2 separate regions of the Mus musculus genome follow, and region 1 is linked to region 2. The links are chromatin loops, found by intact Hi-C in ENCODE. Cell type or tissue: gastrocnemius. All regions are shown on one strand. Each heading gives the region's core, and the rest is flanking DNA. Links, peaks and the distances in the headings are about the cores only.

What was found. Hi-C counts contacts between places; a loop is a spot of excess contacts. Peaks named below come from ENCODE experiments on the same cell type or tissue, not always from the same donor. Only the 100,000 strongest peaks of a DNase experiment are listed, where the experiment ranks them.
Region 1: it touches region 2 in a loop (5-fold over the local background); 21 of 42 quality-filtered maps call a loop at or near these places.

The regions. Positions count from the first base shown.
Region 1 is chr4:154,062,430-154,070,429 of GRCm38, forward strand. Trp73 (transformation related protein 73) reads right to left here. Exons shown (of 14, transcript NM_011642.4): 5 at 5,148-5,334; 6 at 4,581-4,696; 7 at 2,209-2,318; 8 at 1,884-2,026; 9 at 1,456-1,544; 10 at 83-210. Among named protein-coding and RNA genes, the nearest start is that of Ccdc27, 24 kb to the left of the region's middle. In gastrocnemius, for the core only: a CTCF peak has its summit at 3,138 (motif pointing right); a DNase peak (open chromatin) is centred at 3,166.
Region 2 is chr4:154,196,021-154,212,422 of GRCm38, forward strand. All of the region lies in intron 3 of Megf6 (multiple EGF-like-domains 6), which reads left to right. Among named protein-coding and RNA genes, the nearest start is that of Megf6, 34 kb to the left of the region's middle. In gastrocnemius, for the core only: no CTCF peak of the experiment used is centred there; DNase peaks (open chromatin) are centred at 8,658 and 11,461.

The DNA of each region.
Region 1 (8,000 bases), core at 1-8,000, 140 kb before region 2:
CCATACCTCCTGTGCTCCTGGCCCTCTCCCTGCTGGGTCAGAATATCCCTACTTCCCCATACAGATGGTGGGGTTCACTCACGGCCTCTGTAGGAGCTGCTGCTGCTGCTGCTGTCGATAGGAGTCAACCAAAGGCTGGGGCACAAGCTCCATCAGTTCTAGGCTCTCCTTGACTTTCATCAAGATCTCAAAGTTCTCCCGGCCTCGCACCTGGGCACAGAAAAACAGAGTCTCGGCCCAGGTACCTGGGAGATTCCACTGGCCCCAAACCCCTGGTGGGACGGGGATGGCCGTAGCCTCAGGAGGACTCCAGGCTATGGCAAAGTGTTGATCTGCTCTTGGAGTTTCCCCGTACCCCAACGCTCAGGATACTCTGGCTTTCCTCTTCCCAGGGGCAGGTTTAGAAGTGGGTCCCTCGGGGTTCAGAGACCATGTTTATTCTTCCCTGCTAAGAGGCTCTAAGTTATAACAGCTCTAAGTCTTAAAGGAGGACTCACAGGCAAGGAAATAGCACTCTTTCGGAGTGCACCATGATCTTACCACTGGGATTGGTACCACAGTCACATCGAGCCATGTAGGCTGATACCCTATAGAACTATTGATTTAAACACAGGCTATACCCTATACAACCATGGATTTAAACACAGGCTATACCCTATAGGACCATGGATTTAAACACAAGCTATACCCTATAGGTCCATGGAGTTAAACACAAGCTATACCCTATAGGACCATGGATTTAAACATAGGCTATACCCCATAGGTCCATGGATTTAAACATAGGCTATACCTTATAGGACCATGGATTTAAACACAGGCTGTACCCTATAGGACCATGGATTTAAACACAGGCTATACCCTATAGGACCATGGATTTAAACACAAGCTATACCCTATAGGACCATGGATTTAAACACAAGCTATACCCTATAGGTCCATGGATTTAAACACAAGCTATACCCTATAGGACCATGGATTTAAACATAGGCTATACCCCATAGGTCCATGGATTTAAACATAGGCTATACCTTATAGGACCATGGATTTAAACACAGGCTGTACCCTATAGGACCATGGATTTAAACATAGGCTATACCCTATAGGACCATGGATTTAAACACAGGCTGAACCCTATAGGACCATGGATTTAAACACAGGCTGAACCCTATAGGATCATGGGTTCCTACTGAAACTCCACCCTGGGGGTCTCCATTATAAAGGGTGCCCTTAGGTCTCCTTGATGCACAGCTGACTTGGCTGGCATGTTCACACTCAGTGAGTTCAGGGTCTGACTCTAAACAGAGCCTCCTTTGAACCCCACCTCCTTCAGGGCCACAGTTTCAATCCTCAGGTGTCAGCATGCCACCCTTGCCCATCTCTGGTGACATCTGTACTTCCCCAGCCTGGGATCTTGGGTGATGGGAACACACAGACCTGCCCTCCCAGCCCACTCACGTGCATGTAGAACATGTCCTCGTCCCCGTGGCGTCTCTTCTTCACGTTGGTACCCAGGGCAGGGATGGCAGGGGGGCTCTGCTTGAATGCTAGAAGGCAGGTCGGGAAAGATAAATGAGCCAGAGAGCAAAGACTGAGATGCCCAGGTGAACACCTGCCATGGGTGTGGTGTGCACACAGGGCAAACCTAGGCTGGAAGGAGCTGGACCAGGGTCCCACATGCTCCTAGCCTCAGAGCATAGACAAGTGAGATGTCTTGGGCCACATTCGCCCTGTCCCGCCTGGAGAGGCTTCCCAGCCTCAGCCATTCAGACCCAGATCCATCTTTGGATGAAGCTATGCTTGGCACCTTTGGAGCAGGTACTCCCCACACTCAGGTGCATCCAACTCCACCCTCCGCCCATACCCTGACCCAGAGCCCCACTCACCACGTTTGCTGGCAGCTCCATTTTTGGTGGTACTTTCATTCAGAGCCTGTTGCTCCCGGTAATGGTCTTCATCAGCTTTGCGGTCACGGCCAGGACAGGCACAGATGCGACCCTCGAAAGACCGGCGGCCCAGGACCTGTCCACTGTTGGGTCGGCACAGCGTGGCTGTGAGCTCAAGAGACCACTCTTGACCCTGCCCAACTCCCGCAGACCCCTCGTGACTGGCCTTGAAGCTGAATGCCCACCGAGGAGAGCAAGCCCTCCCTGTGTCCATGACATGCCCCCCCACGGCCCCACCTCTACCATCCTTCCACGGCAGACTCACTCCCGGGTCTCCAGGGTGATGATGACAAGGATGGGCCTCCGATTCATGCCCCCCACACAGCTGCTGTTACACATGAAGTTGTACAGGATGGTGGTAAATTCTGTTCCCACCTGTCCACAGGGGAGACAGGGGAAGGGCTTAGTATCAGTCAGCATGCAGGGCCCACCTTCTAAGAAAAGGACTTGTAGCTGCCACCTCTGGCCCTGGTTCTGAGGAGGCATAGGGACGCTGCAGTATGGTTCACGGTCATCTACCCATCTATCTACCCAACCACCCCATCTTTGCACTTATCCATCCATCTCGCCACTTATCCACCTACCATCCACCAAACCATCCATCCGCTCACACGCCTGTCTACACATCCATCCATCTGCTCACACGCCTGTCTACACACCCACGTATCCACCTACCCCACTCACTTGCCGGTCAACCTCTCATCCATTGACACATACATCCACACACCTGCTCACTTGCCTACCCATACACCCACTTACACTCCTGCTCACCTGCTCTCCTGCCCACCCCCAGTGGTGCCTGACTATCACCCACCTACCTACCCACCCATCCACTCACTCACCCATCCATTCAGCCATCTACACTCACGTGAGATTGCCCGCCCTCCCACCGATCCATCTGTGCCGTCACAGCCCTGTGCTGGCTCTGGGCTGAGAGCTCAGTCTTGGTTTCAGCTCTTAGGGGAGGTACAGAGTTTGTGGTGTGCTTGCTGCAGTCATCTTCCTTAACACAGGCAGAGGTCAAATGTCAGGGCTGTATGTGAGTGGGTGTGTGTGAGCCTTTGTGTCAAGTGTGTGATGAGTACTGTGGACTCATCTGGGCAGAGGAATGAAAGGGACTCCATCCCCAGAAAGGAGTTTCAAAGGTTAGGGTACAAACGCCATAAACCCCAGTCCTTCACAGAACTTACACCTGCCAACCACTAGAGGGCAAGAGAAACCTACGTTGTGTCTCATGCCTGAGCTGGTGAGGCTTTTTCTGATGAGAGGGGAGGATGCTTGTGGGGTGTGTGTGTCTGTGTGTCTGTGTGTCTGTGTGTGTGTGTGTGTCTGTGTGTATGTGTGTGTGTGTGTTTCTGTGTTCTGTGTGTCTCTGCCTGTTTCTGTGTGTGTGGTGTGGGTGGGTGGGGTCTCTGTGTTTGTCCATGTGTTTCTCAGTTTGTGTCTGTGTGTGTGTGTGTTTGTCTGTGTGTGTGTGTCTGTGTGTGTGTAGGTGTGTATGTCTCTGTGTGTCTCTGTGTATGTCTGTGTGTGTGAATCTGTGTCTATGTGTATGTCTGTCTGTGTGTGTCTGTGTGTATATGGGGCCCTGTCCCACTGACATTCAAAGCTGCCTCACAGGACCCCAGGGCTTGGTAGAGGATGGGTCAGAGATGAGACCTAACCCCAGTCCTCCTGAGTCTCCGCCCTGATACCTCCCACATCAGTACTGAAGTCCCTTCACCTTGCCTTTGGCCCCAACTGGGGCTCATATCAGATCTAGAAGGTGACCACACACTCTTCTGGTGTCAAAGTGGACAGCTGCCTCCTCCAGTCTTCCTTCACTTGTCTACTTTTGGCAACCACCACCTCCAGCCTGGTTCCCTCCCTTAGAGCCCTCACCTGTGGTCTGAGCCCTTCGCCTCCAGCCTGAACCTCCGTATCCACCCTGCACCTCAGTGTGCAGCATGTCTGGTCACCTCCACTGTACCCTCCATCCAGCTGGCACCACTCTCCCGAGGCTCTGCACACAGGCCCTCTTAAGGCTGACCGATCATCTCTGTCTTCCCTACTCTCCTGAGCCTGTGTTCCACGGCTCCAATCTCCTGTAGGCGTCCTCTGTGATTCCCCCAGCCTGGTCTAGGAGGCCTTTCATGATCACTACCCCCCCACACATGGAATTGCCCACCCTCTACCCACCACCCCATGCTTGCTGGCTTGCTTTTGTCCCTGCAAATGGAGCCTGAGATGTCTGGGAACTCTTTCTTCCATGTCTAGAAGACTGTACTTGAGAGAAACAAGCAAGAAGATTGAAGATTAGACCCTCCAGGGAGGGCAGGGTTGAAAGGTTGGAGGTCATATAACTATACCTCGCTATATAGCTGAGGCGAGAGAGAGACAGAGACAGAGAGAGACAGAGACAGACAGACAGACAGACAGACAGACAGACGAGAGACAGACAGAGACAGAGACAGACAGACGAGAGACAGACAGAGAGACAGAGAGCTAAAGTTGGCTTGAGCACAGGCCCAAGCTCGCTGCCCACAGTGAAATGAACTGTCAGGAAAAGGCCTGAGAGGCAGGCTGAGGTCAGAGCAGAGGCCCAGGGAACCCCACCCTGTAAGGTTGGCTTTGTATCCCAGCCTGGACCCCGCCTACCTGTGGGGGTTCATACGGCACAACCACACTCTGCCTTCCGGTGACAGGGTCATCCACGTACTGGGCGAGGTTGTTGCCTTCTACACGGATGAGGTGGCTAGCCGGGGCAGACTGTCCTGCCAGGAGGGGACACAGCTTTAGAGAGGGGCCCATCTTCCATCCCATACCCCTGTACCAGGCGTGTGGCAGAACTGAGGCCACAGGGCTTGTCCCCGTGAGAGTCCCAGGCAAGGCTCAGAGCTGTGCAACCCTCATTTAGGTGGCCTTGAGCGGGACAGAAGCTGTCCCCAGATAATCTGACCCTGGGGGTGTCACAGGCTTCACCAGGGACACTGCAGGGATGCTTCACAAGATTCTCCAAGGTCAGCTGGTCCCTCAGACTACACCCTTGCTGGACCATCAGCCTCTTGGACTGTAGTCAGAGCTGAGGAAATGGAAAGAGGGCTAGGGTGTGGGTTCCTGTGAGGGGAGAGTTGAGAGCAGCTTACCGCTGTGCTCACTGGCCTACATCTCTCAGCTATGCCTCTGGTCAGTGTCCCACAGCTGGGAGGGGGAGGGGGGGCTCACCTTCATTGAAGTCCCTTCCAAGCTCGTGGTTGGGGCAGCGCTTAACAATGTCGGTCACATGCTCTGCCTTCTTGTAGACAGGCATGGCCCGGATGGCCGTGCCCGGGGGTGGTGGTGTGGACACTTTGATCTGGATGGGGCATGTCTTAGCAATCTGACAGTACAACTTCTTCAAGAGTGGGGAGTACTGGAGGAGAGAAGGGGGCCAGGTTGAGATGGCAGCTCAGTTCCGGATGCTTCCACAAGACCCCTTTCCCAAGCGCTCCGATGAGGCCTGCTTCCAGATGCTTCAGGCATGCTTCAGATTGTAGAGATGGGCGTGCCTGGTGCCTGCTCATCACCTGCCTGGCTATGTGTCTCACCTGCATCTCAAAGGCTGCGAGCGGTGGACCGTTGCATAAGGATGACAAAGGGTAAGACAGTGTTGGGGGTGTGGGTCAGAGGTCAGTGGGAATCAGTCCTAGTTTTGCTTTCCCAGCCTGGATCAGGCCACTGGCTGCAGGGGTAGGATTTGCAGCATTGAGGTGGTTTGACGAGCTCAGAATTGCATCCTTCTACCTTGCATAGAAGAATCACTCAGTAGGTGGGTGGCTTGCCCCTTCTGCCTTTGCCTTTATCCTCCAATGGAGAACTCTCTGAACCAGCAAGACCTTGCATGCTGTTGACCAGTCACCAGCACTGTGCCACCAAGTAAAGTCACCAAGTCCAGGCAGCCAAGCTGTTGTGGGGGGCAAGACCCGCTTTCCCCATCCTGGAAACTGACTGGACCTGAGGTCATGCCAGGATGTCTCTCAGGGACAATGGGACGTCATCATGCCTCCCCCGCCCCCTCCGTGTCCCAGGTCACTCTTCTAAGGATTGTACTGGCCCTGCCAAGACCAAGTCAGTTTCAGAATCAGAGTGAGACTATTCTATGCAAGGCAGAGGATGCAATTCTGAGCTTGTCAAACGGGCTCAATGCTGCAAATCCTACCTATGCAGCCAGCGGCCTGATCTAGGCTGGAAAAGCAAGATACCCATTTATTCACCTGCTAGCTGACTCTCACTATGGCTCCTGAAACCCCTGGTGACTCACTCCTCTTGTCTTCCTTCCCAAGTGATTTTGTTTTAAAAGATCTATCTATCTATCTATCTATCTATCTATCTATCTATCTATCTATTATGTATATAGTGTTCTGTCTGAATGTACTCCTGCAGGCCAGAAGAGAGGGCACCAGATCTCATTATAGATGGTTATGAGACACCATGTGGTTGCCGGGAATTGAACTCAGGACCTCTTGACCTCTGAGCCATCTCTCTAGCTCTTCCCAAGGGTTTTTTTTTTTTGTTTGTTTGTTTTGTTTTGTTTTGGTTTGGTTTGGTTTTTGGTTTTCGAGACAGGGTTTCTCTATGTAGCCCTGGCTGTCCTGGAACTCACTTTGTAGACCAGGCTGGCCTCAAACTCAGAAATCTGCCTGCCTCTGCCTCCCAAGTGCTGGTATTAAAGGGGTGTGCCACCACCGCCTGGCTCCCAAGGGATTTTTATGAAGCTCCACTTCACTCTAAAGTCTCCACCACACATGAATTATATACACCATGCTCCCTTGTGACAGTTAATGAAGCTGAGGCCAGAGATGGTAAGCTGTTAACAAAACAGGAATGGGCAGGTGGTGCTCACACACCAAATCTTTCCTTTGCAAGGGACAGTGGGGGATTCTGACCACCCTAACCCTATATAGCTTATGGTTCTCCACAATGGAGTATGCAGAAATAGCATATACCATAGGCAAATGCAATGAAGGGAGGGCAGGGAGAGGCGCCATGACATAGTCCCTTCCCTCCTGTTTAAAAAGCAAGAGATACTCACTATAGGGACCCCACAGAAGGCTTCAGGGACTGTTTTGAAAAGCTGAGAGAGCCTAAGAGGGGGAGCAGCTGAGGGAGAGCTAATGGCCACACCAGCAGGTTGGTGTGACTTTCGGGAGGGGGGGTGACCACTGTCTGCTGGTGTGTGGGATCCTCATCCTAACATTCTGGAGGAAGGAGCCACAGCCTCATCCCCAGGATACATGGGGGACTCTGAGACTTGGACAGGGTACACCTGACCTCTGCACATCCAAATCTGGGCTTTGGTTTTTTGCAACGGCCTCTCCTCAAGTTAGTACACTGCAGCCTGGTCTCCATCTGTGCAGGCTGGGGACAGAGTAGCAGGAGTAGCTGGTTCCCTGGGGAAAGGCCAATAAACAGCTACACACACACACCTGTCCTTCAGCAGCAGCAGCAGCCTGCAGGTGTTGGGGGTCTACAGCCTGCACTTGGTAAAAAGCACACTAGCTCTGTAATTACTGTGGCTCCCTAGGAAGGACACGGGGTGGCATGAAGTTCACAGTGCGAGGTGCCCCTCCCGACATTAAGTAAATTCATATACAGTGACAGTGAAGTGCCCTGGGCTCTTGCTTATCCACAAATGAAGGTTTCCCAGCAAGCCCCAGGCTCAGACAATTGCAAAGGCCTAACGGTGAAGGGAACCCAGCTCATCCTGAGCTCAGAGAGACTCAACCTGAGGCCAATCAGGCAACTTCCTGGTAAAGGTGACAGTCCCAAGCATTACCAAACATCTCCCGAGTGCCCATTGTTTGTGAGGCCTAGCTACCTAAAGAAAATAGACTGAGGGGTGGAGGTGGCCAACACCCCCATGAAACAGGCCTTGCCCACAGTGGGTTGGGGAGACACTGAGACCAAAGTCACCAGGGGCGGAAAAAGGAGATTAGCCTTTGAAGGCTGGCCCTTGGCTCCCTGTTCTGGCTCAGGAATTCAGGCTGGATTCCCCTAAATTGGACCACCTGCCAGGTTTGTCTACCACTGACTTACCAC
Region 2 (16,402 bases), core at 4,089-12,088:
AGGATTTTGCTCCACCTACTGGTCCTGTTTAGTTGTGATTAGGTATGGCCATGACTGAGGGACACTTCAAGTTACAGTGTGTGGCATAGGACTGGTGGGCTGACTAGCCATAGGCCATGATAGTGCTTAAAGGGCTTAAAGAGGGGGCGGGGCTGGAGAGATGGCTCAGCGGTTAAGAGCACTGACTGCTCTTCCAGAGGTCCTGAGTTCAATTCGCAGCAACCACATGGTGGCTCACAACCATCTGTAATGGGTTCTGAGTCCCTCTTCTGGTGTGTCTGAAGACAGAGACAGTGTACTCACATATATCAAATAAATAAAATCTTAAAAAAAAAAGAAAGGGGGGCTTTTCTGCATCTAGGCCCTGTCCCTCTCTTTTCTTATAGGGCCAGAAAGCAGATCATAGGCTGCTGGAGCTGGGTCTACATGCGCAGGGATCGCAAGCATTTCTGCATCCCTCTGCATAGCCCTTTCTTTGCTCCATGGTGGCATGCACCAGTGCCTTTGTTTGAATGGTGGCTGCTGTGTGCCAGCTTGGTGACTTGAGTCCCTTTGAGGCGCCAGGCGCTGGCTGTGTGTAGCCTGTGTGTAGAAGAATGTGGATGGAGTTGGGATGACTGACCCTGGTGTGGCCTTTTCTGTGGATTCTTCCAGCTCTGGCAGCCTGTTTGATGCTGATGGGGAAAGGGGGCTCTGAGTGACTCGGGCCTCGCTGATAGGCTCCCCAGCTGTGACCTCAGAGCTCATATTGTCCAGACATGGTGTTTGCAGATGGTGTTGCTCCCAGAGAAGGGCTGGAGTGGATGTAAGGGGTTCCTGGCCTCACTGCCAGCCAGTCAGAGTTCAGTTGTATTTATATCATTGTTGGAGGCTCAGCATGTAGTATGTGTGCCTCTGGCCTGGGTTTATAGCAATGTGTGCTATGCGGGCTCACATAATGTATATATACACATTGTTCTCAGTATGGGTGACTCGTGACTCGGGGGCTCTTGTCCACAAGCATCTTAGGTCCTGACATCTGTGTCAATGTGCTTATAGGCACTGGGCTCCAGACTTGTCATTTACATTTACAGACTTGTCATCGTGGGGCTAGCCTTGTGGGGGTTAGGGTGGATCCAGGAGATGAAGTCCATCCTTGCTGTGAGCGTGGCTTTCTCTGTGTCACCTCTGAACTTTGCAGCGGTCAGCTTCATAGCATAGTGGCCACATGAGTAGAAGCTGCCTTCACGGAGAGGTAGATAAACAGTGGTGGGTTTCATCGCCTGGGAGAAGTAGAGGTTGCTTGTGTAGGTCTAGTGTGCAGGGTGGGGGGAGGGGGTGGCAATACAGTAGGGTGTACAGGAACGGGTGTGTGCAATAGATGTGCAAGTAGGGTACAGGTGGGGTGAGCGTGTAGAACAGGATACAAAGTGGGTGTGCAGGGTTGGGCATGTAGGGTTGGGTGTGCAGAGTTGAGTGTGCAGGGTTGGGTGTGCAGGGTTGGTTGTGCAGGATTGGCTGTGAAAGATTGGACTGTAGACCTGGATTGGTGTATAAGGCTGGGTCGGTAGACTAGGGGTGCTGTGACATTCCTTCCCTGGGAAGAGATAAATAAGTGCCTATGCCCTCCTCACAGCCTCCCCCAATGGCAAAACAAAGTATGATTCTCAAAGTCAAAATGCAGCTCGGGGAAGCACTGAATTTATTGGGCTTACTTAGAGAGCGCAGGCAAGAGGCTACTTACAGGGATGTGGGCAGCGCCTTATTACAGAAAATTTTTACCTCAGAACGAAGGACGAGGATGACTTCCCCAGCCTTTCGTGGCTAGAGTGTCTCCACTCAGCTAACCTTCCAGTCTGTGTCCTCCTCCAGCACAACTGAAGCCGGAATCACATACAGATGGCCGAGAGGCCTGGAAGGAGTGGCTAGACTGTCAGATGGATATCCAGTGACCCTTCCCAGCCCTTTCCGGGAGGTCTGATCTCCAGGGTCTCTTGCTATCACTCCTCTCTGCTGAAGATGACGGGCTGTTACGTGCCCTGTGATAGGGCTGGAGAAGGCTGGCTGTGTAAAATAGGGCTGTGACGAGTGAGACCCATAGGGCCAGGTGTGCCAGCTGGGGTGTGCTGGACTCAGTATCTATAGGCCTGGATGTGCGTGCTCAGTATAGACTGGAGCCTGTAGGGATGAAGGTTGAGCATGCAGAGTCAGGTGTGTGAATTCTGAGCTGCTTTGGGGACAGCCTCATACTCTTTCCTACCCAACCCCACAGTCATTGTCTGCTCTCTTCCAAAAGCTGACTTTGGGCACCACGGACTTAGACCCAAGCATAGTTGGGGATATTTAACTAACCTCTAAATTATAATTGGTTCCAGTTTTGAAAACAAAAGCTGTATTTTTCTGGTTCCCCCAAATTCTTCTTTTGAATGAGCGGATGAAGGAAGAAGGGTCTTTGTGGTGCCCGTGGGCAGTGTAAGGAACAGGGGCCCCCCAGGAGCTTCGCCCGCTGCCTCCTCCTCCCTCGCTCTTGCCCTCCTCCCCTCCCCCATCCCAAGTCAGTCTTAGCTGCATTGTTCCACACACTGGCTGCCAGGAAGCCTGTCTGCAGAAGCCCAGGAGGCCCCTGGAGCACAAAGCAGGCCTGTGGAGTTGGAGAGACGGACCTTGGGCACAGCCTGCAGCAGACAGACATCCCCAGCAGATGAGGCACAGGCCTCTGGGCAGCAGATCCTCCACATGATTGTAGCTGGCATCAATGGAAGGGTTGGTTCATGCCACCTTTAGCACCCGTGTGACCAGTGTCACCCAACCTGCCAGGGATGGTCAGCAGTCAGCACAAGTGGAGACTGGGGCCAGCCCAATGGAGGTCAGGAAGCAGGGTCACTGTGTGAAGGACTTCAGCAATGGCAAAGAGAGTGACACTGAAGGACAGATGGCTGGAGTGACCATATCTGGTTCCCACTACCTCTCTCTTAGGAAGGACCCCAGGACTTCTGCCCTCTGTGCCATTTTGGTCAGTCCTACAAGGAAAGTGGGGGGAGGAGAGCCAGATGATGTCCTGCTCCTTGTAGAGCTTTAGGGTCAGTCAGAGCCTCTGTTCTACCAGACCAGCCATCTCTGTCTCTCCACCCAGAGTCGTCACTGTGTGTGGTCTGCTCTGTGTGGGTGACTTGGCAGCACCTCCATCCACCCCAGTGTCTACTGGTGACCTGCACTTTGCATGGCTGGCATTGGATAGGGAAAAGACAGGCAAAAACTTGTGCTCAGCCTGGGAGTTAGTGGCACAGTGACAGCTGTCCCTCTCCTGTACCCATCATGGCCGGCTTTGTGGAGCTATGTTCTCTTTGAGACCCAAGGCCAGGCTTGTTTTGGGTGAATGAGATTTTTCTCCAGGGCTCCTCTTGGCCTCCGTTTCCTCTCCCTTGAAGGATGGGCTGATTCACAGGGTCTCTGGGGTGTTGGAGAGGCCAGTGGTTGGGGTAGCAATGCTGTCCAGCAGAGCTTGGATGGTCTATAGAGCTTCTAGGTAGAGGCAGGCCTGAGGCCTAGTAAGCGAGATTCTCAGGAGTCACGAGATGGGAAGCTGGTGAGGGGGTGGGTGGGTGAGTGGAGGTCACTCATCTGTGGTCTCTTTGGTAGCTAATGGGGGTCTTTCACTGTGCCAGACTGAGAACTAAAGGGGCCATGAGGCCGTCCTGGGGTGAGGAGGCTCAACGCTTAGCTTGGAAGGTCTCGGAAAGCCATTGAGTCCTGGGCTGTGGCTTAAGGGCGCCTGGTTCTAAACTGGGATAATTGATTAATAGAGGGAAAGCCACCCTGCCAGATGCCCTCAATGGTGCCACTGTCTTGGAGTAGGAGACTGACCCCTAACTTCAGGTCCAGATGCCACCCAGGGCTGCTTTTGGCCACCAGCGTGAGTCAGAGGCCTGGGTGTGGCTGCCCTGGGACTCTGGCTGCCAGGGAGGGTGGGAAGGGAATGACCCCACTTCTCTGGGCAGGTCCTTCCTTGTCCCTCCATCTCTTACATGCAAGTGGCCTGCCCTGGCTGTCACTGAGGCTTGTCCCATTAAGCACCTGCCACGGGGTCACTGTACCGAGACCTGTACTATGGTGGCCCAGCCCAGGCTGAATCCTTGGAGGGGGGCCCTGGGCCATGGTTCCAGCTTCTCTGTGCTGATCCTCACAGTTGTCTCTGGGCTTAGCCAAGCTTAGCGAGAGCTGGCTCAGTGATGACTGCACCTAGGGGTACTCTTTGTGTTTGTCCGTGGATCCTGGTGTTTGGGACGATCCTAGAGAGCCCCCGCTCACTCCTGGGAGGACCTAGCTCTCCTGGGAGGACCTAGCTCTCCTGGGAGGACCTAGCTCTCCTGGGAGGACCTAGCTCTCCTGGGAGGACCTAGCTCTCCTGGGAGGACCAAGCTCTCCTGGGAGGACCTAGCTCTCCTGGGAGGACCTAGCTCTCCTGGGAGGACCTAGCTCTCCTGGGAGGACCTAGCTCTCCTGGGAGGACCTAGCTCTCCTGGGAGGATGAACCTAGCTCTCCAGCCTCCAGGGTGTGTGTAGCCTTTAGTGTTCTGTGCTCCCTGCTGAGGGCCAGGCCTCTCAGAGCAGAGAAATGCAGAGACGTTTTCTCTCTGGCCAAGTGAGCTTTGCGCTAGCTCCTGGAGAGGGGCTGACACCTTCCCCTCTGAGCCACACTCTGCCAATGGCTGTCCAGGGACCTCTGACAGGTGGCTCATGTCATGTAGAACTGGAGGATCGTGTTATATTATGTGGTTATATAATGTGGTTATATATTGTATATATATATATATATATATTGTATATATATATGTTATATATTGTATATATATATTACACGAGGTTATATTATGTGGCTCCTGATCCCACGTGTCTGGGCCAGGTGCCTCTTGGCTCTGCCCTTCATTGCCCTTCATCTCTGTCCCAGGTAGAGAGGGGGAGAAGTGGGTGTCTTTGACTTGGTCCACTCAGGTCCAGGCCATTGAGAACTGTGAATAAGAAATATCATTCTAGACCGGGCAGTGGTGGTGCACACCTTTAATCCCAGCAATTGGGAAGCAGAGGCAGGCAGATTTCTGAGTTCGAGGCCAGCCTGGTCTACAAAGTGAGTTCCAGGACAGCCAGGGATACACAGAGAAACCCTGTCTCGAAAAACCAAAAAAAAAAAAAAAAAAAAGAAAGAAAGAAAAATCATTCTATTCCCACAGCCTGCTGTGCTCTCCTCTCCTCATGGGATGGCCCACAGACCCCCTCTCACTGCCCAGCTTCCAGATGCCCTTCCCAGAAAGACAGAATGGTCTTGCCTCTGTCTTTATCTGGCACTCCATGTCCCTCCCACCGACCATGACTCCCTGAAATCTCTGAGGCCTGGCTTTCTGCAGAAGCTATTGCTGGTGTCCTGTCATGGTCCTATTGACTAGGTAGGTCAAGACCATCTCTGTCCCAGGTAGAGAGGGGGAGAAGTGGGTGTCTTTGACTTGGTCCACTCTGGCCTTGCTTATGGGAACAGTGGCCTAGACAGATATGGCTGCTCCAGGTCCCTCTGCTATGCCCAGCCCCACCACATCCTCTGTACAAGCCCTACCTTCTCCAGTGTCAGCAGGGGCCAGAGCATTCATGTTTTCCCAGTGCTTCAGTAATGACCAGGCTTGCCCCCCTCCTCTGTCCCTAACAAAAGCATGTCTGTCTTTGTCTGGAGTGGCTGTCTCCCAGGGTTGGCTTCAGAAATGGGTGGTCTTCTAATGACATAATTACAACCGTGAGAGGCCAACTCCCAGGCATGCTGCTTTTGAGCTGCCTGGTCTGGGCATTGGCGGACTGGTGGTTGGCTTCTCACGTATATGATTAATGGTGTCTGGGTGCACAGAAGGCTCCGTCTTTAAGGATGTCGCATGAGGCCGTTGGGTTTCTGTACTGCCCCAGGCTTGAGTCTTTATTCTCGTTCTTTTGGGTCGTCTCTCGTGATACTTGTATCAGATTAGCCATGTGAAGAGCTCTCAGTGTTTCTAGTCCTTTGATTTAGTTCATCCCTTGCCTCTTGCCTCACCCTATGTGAGGGTCTATATGTGTCCAGATGCAGGACACCCTGTCTTCACGGGTGGTGGCCAGATGCTGTGTCACACAAGGAGTGCCTGTGTTGCCTGGGATCTACGATGGCTGATGTTCCATCCTCATGTCTGTCCGCAAGGCTGGGGTCATGGAACCTGGCTTGTGAGAGGACCCTGTGGGCAGGAGCCCCGTCTGGTGCACATCCCTGGGAGGTTAAGGGGCCATGCCTGTGTCTAGGCCACTGGGAAGTGGTCTCCTGGCAGCCGTTGTGTCAGTGTAGCTTCTGCCCACCTGTCGAGCTGCAGTGCCAATTTGACACCTCCCACTGGTTGGGATAAAGGCTGAAAATTTTTATTCTGAGCAGAAGAAAGACTGGACCAAGTAAGAAAGACTGGACCAAGTTGAAGGGTGGGGGGAGGGGTGGTTGCCCAGGCACTAGATGGAGACACCTCCACCCTCCGTGGGTGGCCTCTTCTCTCTCCTGAGCCTCAAGCCCTCATGGCTCTGCCTTTCTTCAACTGGTAGAAGGATGCTAAGGGGCGAGCCTCCAGGAGCTTCTGGCAAGCCCGGAGGACACAGGGTCTGCCTCTGAGGTGGACATGGCCTGTGTGGGACGCTCTCCCTCAGGAGGGCTTGAAGGACCCATGTTGGAGGCACTGATGGTCACCTAGGTCAGGTTATAGGAACGGTGGGGCCGGTCCGAAGAAGCTGGCCTAGGTCTGTGGTTGGAGCTTTCTCTTACTTCGAGGGTACTGAGCAGGATGAGGCTGGGGCCAGCATCTTGAGATGTAGTGATGCCTCACTCTGCCCATCCTCTCTCTGTGCTCCTACATGACAGGCTGTACCACTGTCTCCGGGGCCTCACCATCCTCAAGCCAGACAGACATCACTAGAAGATCCCCGTGAAACGTAAATCTCACTGCTCCTGGGAGTGTGAGTCGCCCCTGGAGTGTGCGGTACTCAACCCAGAGGCCTGCTGTCCAGGCTGCTCAGCCTGCTGCTGGGACCTGAACACTGTGTTTCCCTTACTGGAGGGTGCTCAGGAGCCAGTTACAGCAAGGGGACCCTGCCTGCTTGCCCGGCTGTGTTGTCTGCTCCTGAAAGGGCAAGCAAGGTGCAGCCTGTGGCTGGCACAGGGGAAAGCTGCACGCCCTGCCTGATCAGAGATTTGGAACTCTCTCTGAGGCTCTTTCGGTAGTAAGCCTGGGACTGACCCTGTCTACTCCCTGTGCCCCAGCCTGGCAATGCACAGGAGACCTATGAGCAGCCATGGGCAGCAGCTTCCATGAACTGGGAGTTCCAGGCTAGTCTGCCAGAGTCGATTAGCTGATTTGGATCAATCGGGAGCAGAGAGGGATTTTACACCCTGCACCCTCAGCTGTGAGCCTAAGGGCTAAGGAGAAAACCTGTCTATTCACCTGTGTGCCACAGGCCATTGGAGCACTCAGCTTAAGTTCCTATAGTGATCCAGGCTTCAGCCTGCCTCCCTAGGCTGCGTGTGCAGGGGATCCTCATCCCCAGAGCGCAAGTGTGGGCTGGGCAGTGGTCAGTGAACATGGGGCCTGTTTGGATCCTGTTGTGGGAGCAGAGCCAGGTAGGGTCTCTGAGGAGAAAGCCCTCAATCCCATGGCTAGAAGTGGATGGGCTAGAAAGGCGGCCCCTTTGTGCCTCATGAAGTTCGTGCCTCTGTGGCCAGAATGCGGCAGGCTGATCCACCCTGCCTGGTGTGCCCTGTGGAGGGAGCTGGCTTCAGCACCTCCGTCCCCAGGCTCCATCCAGCAGGGGATGCACATACAAGCAGTTGCTGGAGCCCTCCTGACTGCTACCGGATACAGTGAACATCACTGTCCCTGTTGGTGTGGAGTCCCCGTGGGTTCACTTGCTAAACCTCACTTAACATTTGGAAGAGTGAGATAGCTGCCCTGTGCCTCAGTCTCCTCCCTGGGAAAGAGCTCCCCGTGAGTCAGATGGACAGTAGACAACAAGCTTCGTGTTTGACCTCAGAGTGACGGTGGGTGGCTTCAGAGGTCAACAGAGGGGTACCACCTCCTTCCCAGCCTGGGCTGCTTGCTGAGTTCTGTGGGCCCATCTTGCAAGGTCCCTGTTATGTGGCTCTCAGGTCCCTTTCTGGATGCATTGCCTGACTTGTGGCACTGGGACCACCAAGCCCTAAGTTCAGTCCTGCAGCCCAGGTATCTCCATATCTGTTACATCTGACCCCAGGACCAGCTGACCCTGTAGGCTGGTCCACTGTCACCAGCCCCAGGTGCTCAAAAGTGTTGGATGGACCTCGGGGGCTCACAGCTGTGGGGTGTCTTGGGTGGGAAGGGATCTCAGAGTCTCCATAGGCCGCCAAGGGGCCTGGCCTCAGATGGAGGTGTGTTTAACATTCTTTCTAGAGGCAGGAGGTTCTGGCTTCTTCCAGCCAGAAGACACAGGTTTCTAGGAGCTTCCTGGGAGCTGGCTCTGTTCCTGCTCAAACAACAGAGATTGACTTGTGTCTTGTACCCTCTCTTCCTGGCCATGGCCACGCGCAGGCAGCACTGTCTGGAGAGGCAGACTCTAGGAAATCTGCTCTTAGCTCATCTCCAGGATTCCTGGGGTGCGAGTGTCTGTTCCTGTTCCAGCAGGATGATTAACCGGGAATCTGCAGGTGGGGGAGCTGGCAGCTGCTTCCCAAATCTGCTCTTGGGTCTTAGCCCCAGGCATTCCAGAGCAAGGCCCTGCCCTCTGTGCCCTGTGGTGCCAGGCCTGTACACCGTCATGAGAATCCAGGCCAGCTGATAGCAGGACAGGTACCGTGGGGGGAGGAGGTAGCCGCTGAGGTGCATCCAATCAGGGCTGGCCATGGGGGAGCTGCTGCCCAGGTCACGCTCAGACCAGCATCTCTCTGGAGCCAAGAGCATTGGAGAGGTTGCTCCTCCATGGCAGGCTCAGGGCCCCTGAATCTGGGAGTGAAGGCCTCTAGTGGCTGACTCTGATCTCAGGAGGGAGGCTGTGTCCTTTGATAAGCTTCTTGCACTGGGTGCTAGGTTTCAGTAGCACCAGCCTCCAAGGCCAGGATGGAGTGGTGAGCACGGTGGATCCCAGGCACATTCGTGTTTCCTGAGTGGACATGGCACCCACAGCCAGGGATCCTCTATCTCTCGAGGAACTGCAGTGTGCCTGCTACACAGGAACCCCAAGGTCCTGGGACCTCAGGGCAGAGAGGCCTGCAGGTCCATAGTCACTCAGTTAACTGGACATTTCAGAAGACCTATAGACAGTGGGTGCTATTGGGGGCTGAACCCCAAATGTAGAGATAATCCAGTATGCATTTGGCAACCCCGGGCCCAGAGTCCTCCCTCAGCCCCAGCTTATACTTTCTTGGCCTGCCTTTTCCTCTCGGCTCCCCTGGGAAGGCCTCACTCACCCAGCTGTCTGTGTCTGACCCTCAAGGACTCTTCCAAAATGCTGCCAAGGAAAAGGGATAGGTGTGGTCTGGCCACTGGCCAGCAAGGATGACATCATCTCCTTTCTACCCTGATGTGTTTGGAGACGCACCCCAGGACAATCGCTTCCTCACATGGACAGGAAGTGGCTACATGTCCTAGGACACCTCCCTTTGTGTCTGCACAAGGCAGGCAGGGTCCTTGATGTTGACTGGGCCCTGTGACTTGATGTTCACTGTCACCCAGTGAAAAGGGCCTGACACACATCAGTGGTCCGTTGAGGCTGTCTGCCTTCATGGTGAACTCTTTTCTACCACAGGGCTTGTGACTATATTTATTTGCAAGTTGGGGTGTCTGTCCCCCCTCCGAGCTCCATCCAGCCTATAGCTGCATGCACCTCTTTACTCTTAGTGTTCCTCATTCCATGATCAGCGGTGGACCCTTGAGGTATCTCTCCATTTCCCAGGGGCACCCCCATCCTTGAGAGCCTTCCTGTGTATGCCATAGCCAGCTTGTCCACTCTAGTCTTCTGTGGCCGCATTGCTCCTGGGTAGTATCTGGGTTCCCCTTGGTGATGAGAGGCCTGCAGGCAGGGTGCAGTGAAGACACACCGTCCTCAGTTAAGGAGGTGGAGCTGAGAATACATGGCATTAGAGGTGTCTGTCCCTACGTGGTACTCAAAGCGACGTGACCCATGGACACACAGGAAAAGCTACTCTGCAGCCCCTGTGGAGGAGAGAGCCCCCCACAGGGCTCAGTCCCCACTGCCTCTCCGTTGAACTCTGTGTGTGATCACACAAAGTTGTATAGGTGTTAGGTGGCCAGCGTGCCAGGCATCCTGTGGTTCATGGGGCATGAGTTTTCTGTAAGATTCTCCCATTCACTCTGTAGATCAAGATAATGATGTTTATGTTGTTATAGCAACGTCCAGGCACCGAGCTCTTTAGGGGACTTCGGTGTGGCCATCACCTTGTATCTGGAGACGTTTGCAGGGCTGAGCTGGTGGCCTGCTTTCCCTTGGCCGAGTTGCAGGGCTGGTGTGGTCAGTGGGCAGGGGTTGGCAACAGGCTCCAACCTGTCTGTAACCCTCTGCATTCTGTCTCCCAGGACTGCACGCTTATCTGGGTTATTTGGATTTTATATGGGGAGAAAGTGCTTGGCTACAGGCTCTTCTGGAGCCTGTGGTTGGAACATCCCACACCTCTTGGCCTTGTCAACTCAGGATCTCCCCACCAGTTAGATCAGGGCCTCTCTGGTACTGAGGATTTGAACCTGGCCCTGGCCAGCTGCTCTTTCCTGTGAGTTTCTGGGTCTGTAGTCCAGAAGTGGAGGAATACAGGATGCAGAATGAGACCTGGAATTTGCAGGCCGGGGTGAGCGAGAGCTCAGGGAAGGCATATCTTAACCACATCCCCTATGGATCTGAGACTACACATTGGGCATGACCGTGGTTACATGTGGCTATGTGTGGTGACTCCTGGGAATGAGGAGAGCTGTGCTATACAGAGTGGGAATACCTGTTTGGGTACTTGTGACCGTACAGGGAGAGACTAAGGGATTCTTTTCTGTCACTCTGTCCAGTGGGCGGCCTCCGAAGGCTGCTTGCAAAGGTCCTTGGTTAGTGTAGTCTCCGTGGCCTGGATGCTCAGACAGCCTCATAGTGACCAGGTACTGCACTGGACAGGACTTGGTGCCTGTTGTACTAGTTGATGCCCTCTCCGCCTCTGGAGGAAGGGCCTAGAACTTAACAGTCCAAAATATGCCTGTTCTCTTAGGGTTGCTGGCCCCTAGTCCCTTGTCGCAAGAGCTGGGGCACCCAGCTTTCCATATCTTTCATACCTTTCCCTGGGTGGCAGGAAATCTTGAGAGAGGAACCCTGAGACAAGCTGGGTCTGGCACTGGGCAGATTTAGAGGTTCACAGACCCTCTTCTGGAATAGCGCGTGTTTTGGTGCCTTGTACTCAAGGTGGTGTGCTGGTGCCCTCTGGTGGCTATGAGAGGCTCATGCCTGCCTAGAATTTAGGGTCATGAGAGCAGTCATGATCGATCAATCAGGACAAAGATAGTCTGTGCCCAGCATGGTGGGGAGGGCATAGGCACAGGTCTGTCAGGTGTAGGGTACAAACGCCTGTCTTGAGGACTCTCTCTGGTTTTGGGGGCCTGAGGGTGGAGAAACAGAAGGTCCATGGAGGAGCAGGTAGAGTTACCTGGGGAAATGGCAGCTGGGCTGGAGACTGGGGCTAGGTTTGTCTATGATGACAATAGTCCAGGACACAAATAGATCCCAGTGTAATGGGGACAGGGAAAGTGAATCCCCATTAGTGATGAGCCATGGGTATAGGGAGAGGCTGTAAGGGCTCTGGTATGGATGTGGAGGTTTTTGGAACGTTTCCTGAACCAAGGAGGGTTTGGGAAGGAACAAGCTATTGGGGTCCTGAGAATGGGTGAGGCAGGGAAGTGCCCTGAGGAAGAGGACTCAAGCCTTCAGGTACAAGGCACAGCAGGATGGGTAGGGCCACAGCCCTCCTTTATCAGAGATAGTGCAGCCTGAGCCTGCTCCACTCAAACCCTGTCTCCTGGTGGCCTTATGAAGAACAAACAGCCCTCACTCCCCAACCTTCCTACATCTTAGTTCCTTTCCCCTCCACTTTTCAGTGTGTGTGTGTGTGTGTGCATGCACATATGTGTGTATGTATCTGTGTGTGTTTCTGTGTATATATATATCTGTATATATGTGCATGTGTGCATCTGTGTGCATGCATGTGCATGTATGCCTATTTCTATGTGCATATATGTCTATGTGTGTATATCTATGTGTGTATGCATATACCTGTGTGTGTGTCTGTCTGTGTGTGAGTGTATCTCTGTGTGAATCTGCATGTGTGTATCTGTGTGCATGCATGTGCATATGTATGTGTGTGGGGTTGTAGGTTGTGCTCCTGCAGATTCAAATATGACTTTGTAAGCCTGCCTCGATCTTCCTCCACATTATCCACTAAGGCAGGATCTTAGTTGAATCCAGAGCTCACTAGTTTGGCTTCTAGGATATCCTGCATCTCTGTCTTCTGATAGGCTGACATGAGCACTGGGGATTTGAACTCTAGCCTTATGCTTGCATAGCGAGCATGTTACTCACTGGCTTGCCTCTTAGTTCCAATACACCTGTAGTATGATATTTGTTTGTAGAATTTATGCCCAAACCAGATCCTGTATAGACTAAAATCCAGGTCCAGGCTCTCTGCCTTCAATAAGCATTCTCTTAACAAATGTTTACTATTCTTTATGTGCACAGGGCACATCAGAGGGACTCTACTACAGGTGTGAGATGTGGCCTGTTCATGGGGACCTGTAACCAGCAAGAAGGCAGATGTGACAGGCCAATCACAGAGACACTCAGCCAGCCTGGGGCCAATACTGACTATGTGATCAGGGTTAGTCAGCAGGCAAGGAGACAAGGAAAGGTGTGGGAGCAGCAGATAAGGGTGAGCAGAAGTCCCCAGGTGGGGTGGGTTTCCCCATTAGACACAGGTGGCCTCTTTGGAGAGGCCTTCAGCCAAGTCCTGGGTGCCAGGGGATAGCCAGTGCCCGGCTCTGGAGCAAGTGCATGGAGGAGCTGCTGATCTGGCCATGTGTTCGGGATAGGGCAAGGCAGATGCTTGGCTGGCCAGAGGATTGCATGTATGCAGCCCTCCCTCATAAATCGGGAGAGCGTAAGTGGACAGCTGGCCAGCTCTGACTAAGTCTGACACCCAGGGTAGGTTCCCAGCCAGGCCCAGCTCCATCCCTGGCAGGGTGCTGAGCTCTGCTGGAGGGAGCTGTAGAAAAGGGAAGAGCGTCCCAGACTCTCTAGTTCTTGGCCCAGAAACTAAGCAAGAGGCAAAGCTGGTCATAGCTGGTCACCAGACTATGGGGGAGGAGGGAGGGCGAAATATGAGCTGAGATCTTCCAAACCTGGGAGAACCAGAAGTCAGGGTTCCTGACAGAGTGACAAGGGGAGATTGGGGCAGACAGGGAGGTAGAGGCAGAGGCACACTAGGAAAGGGGCTCCCAGCATGCCTGGCTGGCCCCCAGGGTGCTGCTAGCTTGGTGCTGATCTCCCCCGCTAGTCCGTCCTCCTGGCAGAAAAATGAAAGGTTCAGAGTCATGGTCATGGCAGGGAGTGAAGACCTGGACGTTTGGGGGATCTGAGGAATGTTCTTGGCTTCTTCTGAGCCTTTTACATCTTGTCTTGTTTTCTGAGAAACAAATGGAAAAGAAAAAAAAAAATATCCAAAGCCCATTCCTACACTTTTGGCTGCTGGTGTATATAAACAGAGGGAACCTGACAGTTCTTGGAGAGCGAGAGGGGGGTGGGAGGGCCAGCTAAGGAGGCCTGTGCTCTCCCCTGGTTTTGGTCACTGGTTCTGCAGCTGCAGGGGTCTAGGAGGGAGGCTCTTTTCCTATGCAGTCAGGAGCATTATCTATTCCACACCTGCCCTAGCCCCCTGGGGCCCAGCCCCAGTCCTGAATGAGCACTGTGTCACCTGCTGTGAGGTGGCTGCAAGGTCATGCTGATTCCTAATGCCTCTGTCAAGAGCCTGGAGGGCTGAGTCCTGGGCTGAGGGCAGGAGGAAGCAGGAGTCTCTCTGTCTCAGCGACTGTGTGGAGCCTTTGGGTCCTGTCCCATCCTGTCACTCCTATGTCTGACTTTCCATGATGTCTTCCCCTCATTTTTCTCGGGCCTCAGCTCTTGGCTGAGAGGAAATCCTGAGCTGTTCCTCAGCTTTCGGGTTCCATTAGAGGGCAATGTGATCCTCCCACCGCTGTCCTCCCTCCGCTGTCCTTCATGTTAAGCTGGCGGTTGGAGGCTCCCTCCATGTCCTCTGGCCAGAGCCAGTGGTCTTCTCCACTGCACACAACCTTAGTGTTCCCTGTGATGTCTGTCTTCTGCTGAATAAGGCTCTCTAGAAGCCTCTGAGGAGATGTCACCCAGGGCCACCTCTGTGCCTGGCCTAAGGGTGAAACACAGGGTCTGCGGCTTTGCCCTGCCTTCCAGGGACCCTGGAACTGTGGACAGGCATGGGCCTGAGGGCACTGGGGCTTGTGTGTGTGTGTTTGTGTGTGTGTGTGTGTGTGTTTGTGTGTGTGTGTGTGTGTGTGTGTGTGTGTGTGTGAAGAGGCCAGCTGTGGAGGAGACTCCCTTTCTTAAGCAGAGCTGTTGGCCAGCTGCTCCTGTAGCTGCCACAGTGGAGGCCTGTGACTTTCCCAAAGAGCTTACCCAGTGGTCTTAGATCTTTAGGCAGGTGGGGGAGGTCTTTCTGGTTATTTCTGAACCACCATGTCTTGTCTCCAAGTTGCCCTGGAAGCCATGGTGTGTGGTGTGTGGCGTGTGTGTTGCATGTGTCTGGTTTGTATGTGTATAGCATGTATGTGTGGTAAGTGTGCTGTGTATGGTGTGTAGTATGGTGTGTGCATGTGGTATGTAGGTGTGTGTGTGTGTATGCGTAACTGTGATGTGTGTGGTGGTGTGTTTGTGTGTGATGTGTGGGTATGTGTATGGTGTGGTGTATGTGTCTGATTTCTATGTGTGTGGTATGTGTAGTTTGTGTGTGTGTGGTGTCTATGGTGTGTATGATATATATGTGTGGTGTATGCGGTATTGATGTGTGATGTGTGTGTATATATGTAGTGGTGGGTATGTGTGTGTGTGTGTATGGTGTTGGTGTATAGTGTGTATATGTGTGATACATGTGTCTGATTATATGTGTATGGTGTGTGTGATATGTGTATAGTATGGTGTATAGTACGGTGTGTGCATGTGGTATGTGGGGGTGTGCTTGTGATGTGTGTGGTGGTGTGTATGTGTCTAATTTGTATGTGTGTGATATATTTGGTGTGTGTAGTGTATGTGTGTGTGTTTGGTGTGCATGTGTGTGTAGTGTGGTGCATGTATATGGTGTGTGTGCTTTAGTTTTGAGGTATTGTGGGAACAACAGTTGTGTGTGTTTGTAGTGGTATGTATGTGTGTATGTGTATGGTAGGGCGTGTGTGTGTGTGTGTGCGCGCGCGTTCGCGAGCACATACTGGCTCCCAGCCTTCTTTCCCTCTCCAGCTTCCTGTTGGAAAGTATCGTTAAACCCCTGGCTCATCCACTGTGCATGGTTCACTGAAGTGAACTGAGCTGGCTACATACTTGTGCTAACGACTTCTGACATGCTGGAAGGGGGGAAGGTAAAGCAGCCAGAGCTTGGGCAGGTGATGGCCTGATGCTCATCCCCGGGAGGGAGCCACACGGTGGAAGGAGAGACCGGAGGCCTGCAAGCTGTCTTCTGACTTCCACAAGCATTGTGGCACGAGTGTTCACACACAGACTTGCACATGAAGTAAACAAACAGAATTGCAATGTGAGAAGATGACGTTTCTGGGGACCAGGAAGAGAGGGGTTGGAGACAGGAGATGTGGCGGGCACAGACAATATGCTGCATTGCCTCATGGAGGACCCGTGCCACTCCTGTTCAACACCCTGGAATGTGAGGCACCCAGTGTGAGTCCTGAGCTTGGGGTCACAGTGGTATGCCACCCTTCTGCACAAATGCCCCCTCCCCCATGTGACATTAATAAGGAGTCGATAGAGCCGGGAGGCTCAGCAGCTAACAGCACAGCTGCTCTTCCAGAGGAGCCAGCTTTAATTCTCTGTACCCACACGGTAACTCCAGCCCCAGAGTATCCAGCAATCTCTTCTGGCCTCTGGGGACACAAGGCACACATGTGTTGCACAGGCGTGCATGCACCCCACTACCCATAAGCATACAGTAACAACAGCAATTCTCAAAAATGGGAACGGAATCGCGGGGAGCTGGGCAAGGAGACATAAAGAGACCCCAAACTGTTCCAACAATAACAACAAAGTAAAAAAGGAAGAGAAAGAAAGAAAGCAGGACCAC